Regions from separate parts of the Mus musculus genome. Here region 1 is linked to region 2. A link is a contact called in ENCODE Hi-C or POLR2A ChIA-PET data. All regions are on one chromosome and are shown on one strand. The core of a region is the stretch at or near the end of the contact, and the rest is flanking DNA. Distances in the headings are between cores, read along the strand shown. Region 1 holds the start of Galnt18 (polypeptide N-acetylgalactosaminyltransferase 18). Region 2 has its middle 27 kb from the start of Gm33098.

What was found. Hi-C counts contacts between places; a loop is a spot of excess contacts on that map. ChIA-PET counts read pairs that join two places held with the same protein, here RNA polymerase II (POLR2A).
Region 1: a map of heart shows a loop between it and region 2 (7-fold over the local background). The contact joins the promoter of Galnt18 here to the enhancer-like site in region 2. A Hi-C loop is called at or near these places in 13 of 37 maps with a recorded cell type or tissue (gastrocnemius, heart and left cerebral cortex). POLR2A ChIA-PET finds 5 or more read pairs at or near these places in 1 of 5 experiments (Patski).

The regions. Positions count from the first base shown.
Region 1 is chr7:111,777,780-111,782,808 of GRCm38, forward strand. It overlaps Galnt18 (polypeptide N-acetylgalactosaminyltransferase 18), which reads right to left and starts at 2,198. Exons shown (of 11, transcript NM_001360903.1): 1 at 1,534-2,198. The coding sequence starts at 1,768.
Region 2 is chr7:111,180,949-111,185,885 of GRCm38, forward strand. No RefSeq gene overlaps it. Among named protein-coding and RNA genes, the nearest start is that of Gm33098, 27 kb to the right of the region's middle. Within about 2 kb of position 2,748, at least 1 of the 3 ENCODE cell types and tissues checked has a DNase peak (open chromatin) inside an H3K27ac peak, as active enhancers do; it is heart, where a contact is called at or near this core.

The DNA.
Region 1 (5,029 bases), core at 948-3,447, 600 kb after region 2:
TGACAGAAGATCTCTTAAAATCTGTGTGTACATTGGAGATGTCTGAGCAAGGTGCAGCCTTGAGTCCATCTCCCAGATCACATCAAGGGTGCACTTCTCTTGCTGACTAACGTTGAGTCTGACCCCAGGGATAGAAACCCAGTAAGAATGGCAGCAACAGGCACTATGGCACAGTTTGGTCTGTCAGGCTCAATGCAGGGATGAGACAGAGGTGGGTCTGAAGTAAGAGCTTCCAAAGGTCCCTCTTCTAGGGGCCCTCAAAGTCAAGTGCTTGCTTTGTCTGTGTCACCTTTCTGCCCTCAGCGGAACCTCCCCAGGGAAGGAGTCGATCTGGCCATGTGGGAAGCACACCAATTCAGAGTAGTCCTGAGTAAACAGAGCAGGCAGCCTGTAGCTCAGATGGCCTGCCAGGTTTACAGGTAAACTCGCTGGGCCCTATAGGTCAGAAGCCTCCCTGTCTAAGAAAGCAGGGGACACCTGGGGTGGACAGGGAGAATCCAGATTGCTATCACCTGTGAGCACACCTTACTCTAGGAGCCCCGAGCTCCATCCCTTCCCTCTGATACTCACACTGCCCGGGTCACAGCAGGAGACTTCTCTATATCCTACTGTCTCTTTGGACCCAGTCTGGAGACACCCACCCACTGCAGCCTTGGATTTCAGACCCAGCTCCTGTGGGTTTGTCTGCTCTGCTGTGGCTGCTTCCTGCTTCCGCAACTGAGGTAACTGTCCTGGCAGATTGGCCTTGCTAGAACCCGGAAGGCTCTGAAGTAAAGCCGCAGCCCAGCGTGGGTTTTCTCCATCCGAAACAGAAGAAACACCACCACAGTGGACTAAGCTGCTTCTTGGGTTTGACACCTGCTCCTTAGGGGAGGATCCTGGATAGGCAGGTGTGCTCTAGGTGGGGACAGTTTTCTACTTAAGATGCCCCCTGCAGTCCCAGTCCTACTGAGACTGACTGAGGCTGGAGCCAATACTGGGCCGATGTAATTTTCTACTCCGCATTTGTCTTGAAGCTTGCTGCTCCTTAAAACCCACAGTTAGAGTCATACAAGGCATTTCTCTTGTCCCTTACAAGCCCGGCAAATAAGCTCTTTTGCCCTCACATTCTCTCTTGGAAGCACAAACATCCAGTCAGACACACTCCCGGACTAGTGTGAGATCCTGCGATCCTGGAAAGGAGCACCCTGGAATCATACGCACGTTTGGACACGTGCACATCGCGTCCCCATACTGACAGCAAGCTACACACACACACACACAGACACACACACACACACACACACACACACACACACACACACACACACACCACCTGTGCACACGCGTACACAGGGAAGACTCACAGGGCGGCAGACACAAAAGATCCAGGACACCAGTCCTTGCAATCCCTCCAACCACGTAGCTGCCAACCTATAGCCCTCCCTGCAATCGCTGGTCTCCTACGCATTGGCCCCAGCGCATCCCACAAGCAGAACACACTGGGCACTCCCGGGCCTCGCGCCTGGCTCAAGTTTCTCAGGACGCCTGTACCTTGGATATGCTGTTTGATGACATTCTCCAAGTGGTCCAGCCGCTCGATAATTTTCAGGGTGTCCCCTTTATCTTCCTCCAGCTTCTTGTCGGGCACTGGCTCCTGCCCCCGCACATACACGCTGGCGATGTAGTTGGTGACCCAGCCCACGTACAGCAGGCATATGATGTTGGTCATGCCGCTTAGGATCACGCAAGTGGACACCAAAGTTTTGGTCTTCCTGGTACACACCATTCTGGGGTCCTTCCTCCATATAGAGCACCCGGGGCCCCTCCTCGCTGTACACCCCAAACTCCCCCGCGCTCAACCCCCTTGGCACGTCTGGGGTCTCTGGGTGCGCCAGCACCTAAGTCTCTCCAAAGGCGGGTCTCCTGGCAGTGTGAGCTGCGGCGCACAACTTTGCAGCTCCGGCCGCTGGCCACCCTGAGAAAGAGCTCCACAAAGAAAACGAGGTGGGTCTAGATTTTTGTTTTGGGCTTTTCCCCCGCAAATTCAAAATCCCCGAGCTTTTCCCTAGGCGGTCACGGGTGGCCGGCAGTGGCGAGACGAGACCTGCAGGGCTGGGAAACTTTGTCACTGCCAGGGCCCAGCCGCGTTGCTTTCCATCTCCAGTGCTGGCTGCCTGGGAGATGCCACCAGCCCTCCGCTCGCCGCTCAGGAGAACCGCGGCTGTGGCTGCGACCAGAGGAGCGAAGCAGAGCGGCCCGGCCCCCTCCGAGCGACAAGCGCCGCCACCAATCGCGCTCTGGCTCTGGAAAAGGGTCGGGACTGGGCGGCTGCGGACCAACGAGGAGGGGCCAGGGGGCGGAGCCCCGCCCCGCGCCCCACCTGCTGGCAGCAGGCTCCGGTCCGGACACAGCTGAGTCTCCCGCGCCCTCGGGCCACCCTAGGGCCTGCAGATCAGGAACCTCCAGTCCCCGCCCAGGCCGGCAGATTCCACCTCTAGAGTAATTCCCCGCTCGCGCTCCCGCTAAGAAGCCCAAGCTTTGGGGACCAAGATGCTCCTATACCCTCACCTTCCCCAACTGAGGGCATTCTGCTTTTCCACCTGAAAAAACGGACTCCTCGCCTCCATCTCCTTTTTGATAATGGAGACTCAAACCATACAAGTGGCTAGGCCTCATAATGTCCACACCTTATGCTTCTTGAGCCTTTACTCTGCCTCTCTCTGTTGGTCTCCCGGGTGTCACCAAATGCCTTCCGGAAATCTCTAGGAGAGGCATAGTGAATAGTGAGGGTGTCTCTGCAATCGTTGGTCACATCTATGCACTATGCAGCTCCCTGGACGAATTCATGCTCTGGGAGCCGTTACTGCTTATGGATATCACTACACCCCACGTCTAAGGAAGCCTTATACGCAGTATTGGGACAAGAGGATGCAATTCTCCATGACTTGTATAATTCCCACACATTCAGTGTTCATGGCTATCAAGTGGTCGACAGAGCCTTTCTGGAGAGAGGATGTAGAAACACACACACACACACACACACACACAGAGAGAGAGAGAGAGAGAGAGAGGCTCCTGGGTTTGATGCTCCTGTATGTGTTAGTTACATGAGCTTGAGCAAGGGTCAGAACACCATAAGAGACATTTCCCCCATCTATCAAATATCAACAATACCTTCCTGCTTATAAGTATTAAATGAGAGGATATACCAAAAGGGCTTAGGACAGGACACACAGTGGGTGCCCAGGCTCCTGTGGTTATCATTCCAGGATGCAGTTCCTCCCTTCCCGGGTCCAAGAACACCACCTGGCTGCTCAGCAAACCTTGATTTTTCTATTGACCACTCTCAGCTCTTCTCCCCTACTGGAAGCTACAGAGTCTAAGGCTGTGGGCAGCAAGAAGGAGCTTGTCCTCTAGCTGGCTTGGTTCCACCTCATTGGCTTTCTGCTTGAATGTCTTTCTTTACCATCAGCAATTCAGCCACAGGGGCTGATAGAAGGAATGCTGCTGGGCCTGATTGCCCCACATACCCTCAGATTCCAACTCAAGATCCCCAAAACCTTGGTTAGAAACAGGGGCATGGGAGGGGTTTGTGTAGGCATTTACTCACCACCCTCTGCAGAATTACAAGGTCAAAGGCCCCAGTATCTCTGCAAGCTCCCTTTATAAATGGTTCTTGAACATAGATTCTTATCTTTGGCCCTCAGTTCAATTGTATTCAACTCAACAGGAACTCAGCAAGTTCCTGACATTTTGTCTAAATGACCAGTTGCCTGGGACACTTGCCCAGTTTGCTCTAGACCTATGGCTGCGGTGTAGGCTTCAGTCTCATCGGGGGCCTCTTTTCTAAGCATGGAGAGCTGTTCAGTCCAAGGAGGTTCTCGACTTTCCACTTATGTCACTCGTCTAACCCCAAGCGTCTTCCCACTTTGCCATTTAATAAGTCCTGCCGGGAGCTTCACTATCAGGCCCCTTGATGTGCATCAGAACTGAAAAATTCCTCAGATAGTCGATGTGAGCCAACTGATGCCAAGTGGTCCTTGAAACTTATTCTGAGAATCTGAAGCTACTGTCTCCTTCCACTCCTACCACGAGAGGTGACATGAGGACTGAAAGTCCTGGTGGCTTTGTCCTGTATAAACTGAATGTTGTACACTGAAGAAGCTACTGTCCCCTTGATGTGACTTGAGAGCAGTCTTTGGTGGGGAAGGGAGGGGTATTTTGTTTTCTGAGACAGACTCTCACTATGTAGCTCCGACTAAGCTAGAACTCTCTATGTAAACAAGTAGACAAGTCTGGACTTGATCCTATAAAGACCCACCTGCCTCTGCCTCTGTAGTAGGATTAAAGACACTTCCTGCTATGACTCACCTTTTATAGAGGTTCTTATCCTCATGTCCAGAGACACCGCTATGCCATCAATGCTAAGCCTTCTTCAAAGTGTCTTTGGTATCACCATTAAGAAAAGTGAATCTTCGTTTGGCCATCAATCCCTTACATTCTCGGCAGGAATAGACTCCTCAGAGAGAACTGACAGTGGCCACATGTGTCCACCAGATGGCAGCACTGTGTAAAGCCATGGGGCCAGAAGTGCCAAGAGAACTTGGGGGCTTAACAGGAAAAATAAACCCTGGTAGTGGAAGGCTTTAGTCTTGGTCTGGCATTATGGGAAGTAGGGTGGCAGGCACTCAAGGGAATGGAGACTGGTGGGTTGCAAAGCAAAAGTGGATAATCCATTCAGAAACAAAAGTCGTAGACGCCCAAGATTTGATGTTAGGAAGCCACAGCCCAAAAATGTAATTGACAGAAAAAGCATTCTGCTGAGAAAGGTTTATTTGGTGCCTCCCTTGTGCCAGGGTTAAGATTTGGACTAGGGAGCCAGGCAAATGCTCTCATTTACTAGCTGTGGAGTCTTGGGCAAGCTAACTAACTACTTGGTGCCTCAAGTCCTTCCATCTGCAAATGGGATAATAGTAACGTTACCTACATCATGGAGATATTATGAAACTTTAATTTGTATGAGGGGCACTGATGGCATTATCTAAGT
Region 2 (4,937 bases), core at 1,498-3,997:
GTGTGTGCTTTGTTTAACTCCTCAGAGATTTCTGATGAAGTTGTTCCCACTTGATCCATAGACTTGTCCTAGTTTAGGCCTTCTGGTGGTCAGCTGGATGGATGGCAATAAACAGCTTTATCAGTGTGCAGCCTTTAATTTGACCCTTCTATATCACCTTGGCCAAAGGACACTCCCTCTGGGACACCTTCCCTGATGGCACAGGTCTGTCCCTACTGTAGCTGACCATTGCACTATTCTTACACTGAGAAAACCTGGAAAGCCGTCACAGTTGGTGGCTCACGAGCCTTATTTCTCCCTGTGCCTACTCCTTATACAAAAAGACATGGACTGGAGAGCAGGGGGAGGGAGCGATTTTAATTCACAGTGTGGCCAACACAGGGTCATCGAAAAGGCTTCTGCACCAAGTGCCGCCCGACTCTCCGGAGGGTGACTCTGGGAGAACCCTCATGTGGGTCTGGCTTTTTCTTCCCTGTTTTATTTTGCTCCTTAGGGTCCACTCAGAGTCAGGTGATTCCTAAAGAAACTTTCTGGGCAGAGTTACCTCAGTCAGATCCCTCATGATGCTCCAGTGTGTATGAGAATTTGTATGTGTATACATGTATGTAGATATGTGGATGTATGTGTGTATAAATGTGTGTATTCATGTATGTGTAAACAATGTATGTGTAGTACATATGTACGTGCATGTGTTTGCATGTGTATGTGTGTGAGATGTCTTGGTTAACTTGATTCTCAGTGCCTTGGTTTTGAGGAGGCAGTGAGGAAGCTGGTCTCTCCTGTAGCTGGGAGGAGCGATAGGCACAAATAGCTCATGGTTCTGGCAAGAAGAGGCAAAAGGGCCTGCTTGAAATCTTACTTGTACTGTAAGCTTCTAGACCTACCTGTCTGACCTGCCTTATTTGATTTTTTCAGCTTTCAGCCAGCTCGTAGGCGTGTGTGGCTCCAGGGATCCCTTCCTGTCCAGGAATCCTGTCCTGAAGGGGTGCCTGTGTCAGGGCTGTGGTCAGGCGCTGTGCTAGGCACATTTCCTCAGACACTGTCTCCTTCAGCTCTTAGCAACCTTGGAAATAGTTTCACCGCCTCCATCCACTAGACAGAAATGGAGAATGGGATTCAGGGAAGTTCAGACCCCACAGTCCATGAGCAGCACGGCCATGGCTTAACCTGTCTGTACCACTTGGTGATGGTGCTCTAAGTCACCACGCCGCTCCAGTGGTTCAATGCCCCACTTGCCACTTGAGAACACTAGAATTTACCAAGCACTGACCAGCTCTGGGGAGAGTGGTGGTGAAAGCCTTGACTGAGGGTGGAACATGCTGAGGGTCAGATGCCACCGGAAAGGAAGGCACATTCCATGTGTGTGGTTGCAATCGTCAGCGAACATTGAAGGAAAGGATTAGAAATAAAAATGGTGGTGTTAGATAGTTAAGTGTCAATGTTAGCTTTTCCTCTTGATGTATCCCTAATGTCATAGTATTTACACTACTACAGAAAGGTCTCAGGCTTAATGTCATACTAGTTGTGGCCACATGGTGTCCCTCCAACTCAGTCTAAATCTTTCAGACAGCTGACTCCCTGCAGTCTCCAAGGCAGAACTTTATAGAGCAGAGGCTGCCCTCAACCCTTGAACTGGCTCTGGCTCTGGTGGTCTCTAGCCAGAGAAAGGAAAAGGGACAGACAAGTTTTCTCAGACCAGAGTGGGGCGGTGGCTTGTTTGTTACTAAGAGTCTCAAGAGACAGTTTTGATGTTGAAGGTTCACTGTGAAAGGGACATTAGTGATGGCTCTCTGAAGGAGGGGGCCGGCAGGACTGCAGCTTCCTTGGGTAGTGGGACTGGATCTGTGGGTGAAGGTTGGCAAGGAGGCTGGAGTGGGAGCCAAGGAAAGAGTAAGGACTGTGATGGTATGGGAAGGAGACATGGTGGGTTTGTATGTAGACAAAGCCCACACACCATAAGAAGGTAGATTCATTGACTTAGGTAACTCCCTCTCTCCCATGTATCACTACATTTTCTTGCCAGTCTGGACCCAAGCTGTAGTGTCTCTGAAGATGCTGATGTTCCTGGCTTGGGGAATTTGGAATATAAAGGAATTCCTGTCTTCACACGATCTGCCATTGTTTCCTCGATGATGCTGATGATGATGGTGATGGTGATGGTGATGATGATGATGAAGGCAGGGTCTCCTGTACATACCCAGGCTGGCCTCTAATATCCTATGTAGCCAAAGATGATATTGATGTTCTGATTCTCCTGCTCCACTCCCTGAGTGCTGGGATTACCCGTGTGCCAGCACACCAGTTTATTCAGTGCAGGGGATTGAACCCAGGGCTTTCTGCGTGCAGGTCAGCAGTTTTCCAGCTGAGCTATGTTCCCAACTCCTCTTCTCTCTGTTTAAAGTCCCATGCCAGAACCCAAGTCTTCTCCTCTTGGTGCACCAGGACCCTGGCTCAGCCAAGCGTTGTTTTCAGAACCTTTGGAACATGTGTTTCAAGGCTGAGTTGTAATAGTGAGTGACCATGGGGAAACAGCAGGCTCCTAATGATTTGGTCCGTAGGGATCGACGTTGCCATGATTCCTGTGCTTGGTTTCCTTGGGTTCTCCTGGGTCCCAAGTTTGGTATCCCAGCTTTTCTTTGGTCTCCCAGTGACAGCAAATTTCAGGCTATTCTTAGCTAGAGTCACTACCGTTACTTGCAGTGAGATCCCTGACTCAGGCTCTCTCATTAGAGCAGCCTGGAGGAAACTGGCTCAAGTCAGGTCACACTTGACTGACAGCTGAGCTCTGGAACCAGAGTCTCTGCCTCCCAGAGAAGGGCTCTGCTGTTGTGTGTATAGTCTGTACTGGATATACAGCAAGCTCTCCTCCTCGCTTGGAATAGCCTTTTGAGGATCAGTGCATCAGATCCCCTGAAGCATGGGAGCACACATAATACATAAAGAAAGCTCTGTAGTATTCCCCATCCGCAGTCTAAAACGCTGAAACACTACACGCCCACGACTAACATTTCTCCTAAAAAAAGAAAGCTTTTAGCCCTCTCTACAATTGTAGGTAGTTTTAAAAACGGCATAAGAACTCATATTGTCTTTAGATATATATTGTCAGTTTCCTCTCATTTCAGAAGTTCTGAACTCGCTGGAATGGACTGTGATTTCCTACAGAAATAAGCTCTTGAATTCAAGTAGGTTTCCCCACTCTCCCTTGAAGCCTCCTCCAGTTTTCCTAGGCTGAGGGGGAAGAGGAGGATGGAGGGCTGTAGCCTGCAGCCCTGGGCAGGGAGCTGGCTTTCCTCCTTTATGAAGTGCCGAGCTTCTGGCTCCCTGTGGACATCAGAGTGCCAGAGACAATGGTTCCATCTTAGCAACAGCAGTTACTTTGAGTTTTACCTTTTGCGCCTAGTTTCTTAAGACTATCACAGCAATGAACATAAATGCTACATTATAAAACAACACACGTTTATTAACTTTGAAATGTTTTATGAGGCTGAAGTCAAAGGCTGTGTTCACTCAGGAGGCTCCAGAGAGAATATCATCTTTGTCCCCCCCCCCCTACTGCCCAGTTGTGAGTTTATTTTTAGTTATGTGATTGTGTATGTGAAGGTATGTGCACATAGGTTTTATTTTTTTAATTATGTGCTGTGCTGTGTATGTGTGAAGGTATGTGGTTATGCACACATGAATGCAAGTATCTGTGGCAGCCAGAAGAGGAAATTGGATCCCCTAAAGCTGGAGCAACAGCTAGCTGTGGGTCACTTGATGTGGGTGTTACAAACCAAACTCAGGTCCTCTGCAAGAGCAGTGCCTGCTCTTAACTTCTGAACCAACTCTCCAGCCCTTCCTTTTCATAAAAAAAGTTTTTGCGTAGTTATATGATCTGAAAAACGGTTTATTTATCAGAGATTAGACTATAACTCATTATTCTATGTTAGATCAAAGTGTGAGCATACAATCAGTTTCATAATGTTCTGTTGACAAGATGTGGCCAAATTTATCCAGGCCTTTGCCTAGTTTTGGAAATTTATTCTGATTTTCTAACCAATAGCTGTGGTAAATACTTTTGCATACACGGAGTTTTGCATTTGTTTTTATGGTCCCCCCCCCCCTTCCCCTCTCCCACTTGGGATGAATTTGCAGATGTGGAGTTAGTGGACCGAAGATTTTTATACAAAATGCTTTCTAGAGAGGTTCTATCAATTTTAAAAACACCAGATTCTGAAGATTAGGAGATGGGCACCTATGGGGGATTCATTAATTTGTCTCCTGCTGCCCATCTGTGAAGTGAGAATGGGAGTCAGGGCTTTACTGGCAGTTGAGAAATGAGAAAAAATACGCAAGTCTCCAAGGAAGGCTTGTCAAACAGTAGAGACCTGCACAGCTGCTGTTGCTCTCGTGAGCTGGGGGATACCTGGGTGGGTGGCCTGCAAAGAGGGACTCCTGCTGACTCTGTGTCACACACACACACACACACACACACACACACACACACACACGTATGAAAGTGCCCTTGGGGGCTGGAAGAGGGCATCAGATGGCCAAGAGCTGGAGTTACGTGTAGCTCTAAGCCTGGGAATGGAACCTGGAAAGAACAGTAGGGCTGAGTTATCTCTTCAGCCTCGGAGCACAGCTTTCTGAGCAGCAGATCCTCTCCTTCAGAAACGTTTAGAACTGGGGTTCCCACCTTCACTGTGTCTCGGATTCATCCTGACTATTCTATTCCATAGGGTGTGTGTGTGTTGGGGCGGGGGGAGCCACAGGATCCAGAAGTGGTCTTAGCACATTCCTGCCTGCAGGTCTGGTAGGAGGCTAAGTGTATCAGCTTAGCAATTCACTCCTGGAGTTTTATCTAGAAGTCAAGAGGATATTAGGTCTGATTCAGAGGTTGGTAGTAAATTGTTATCAAAGAGCACGCTAAAGATAGCCCCCAACAGTTTTGGTTC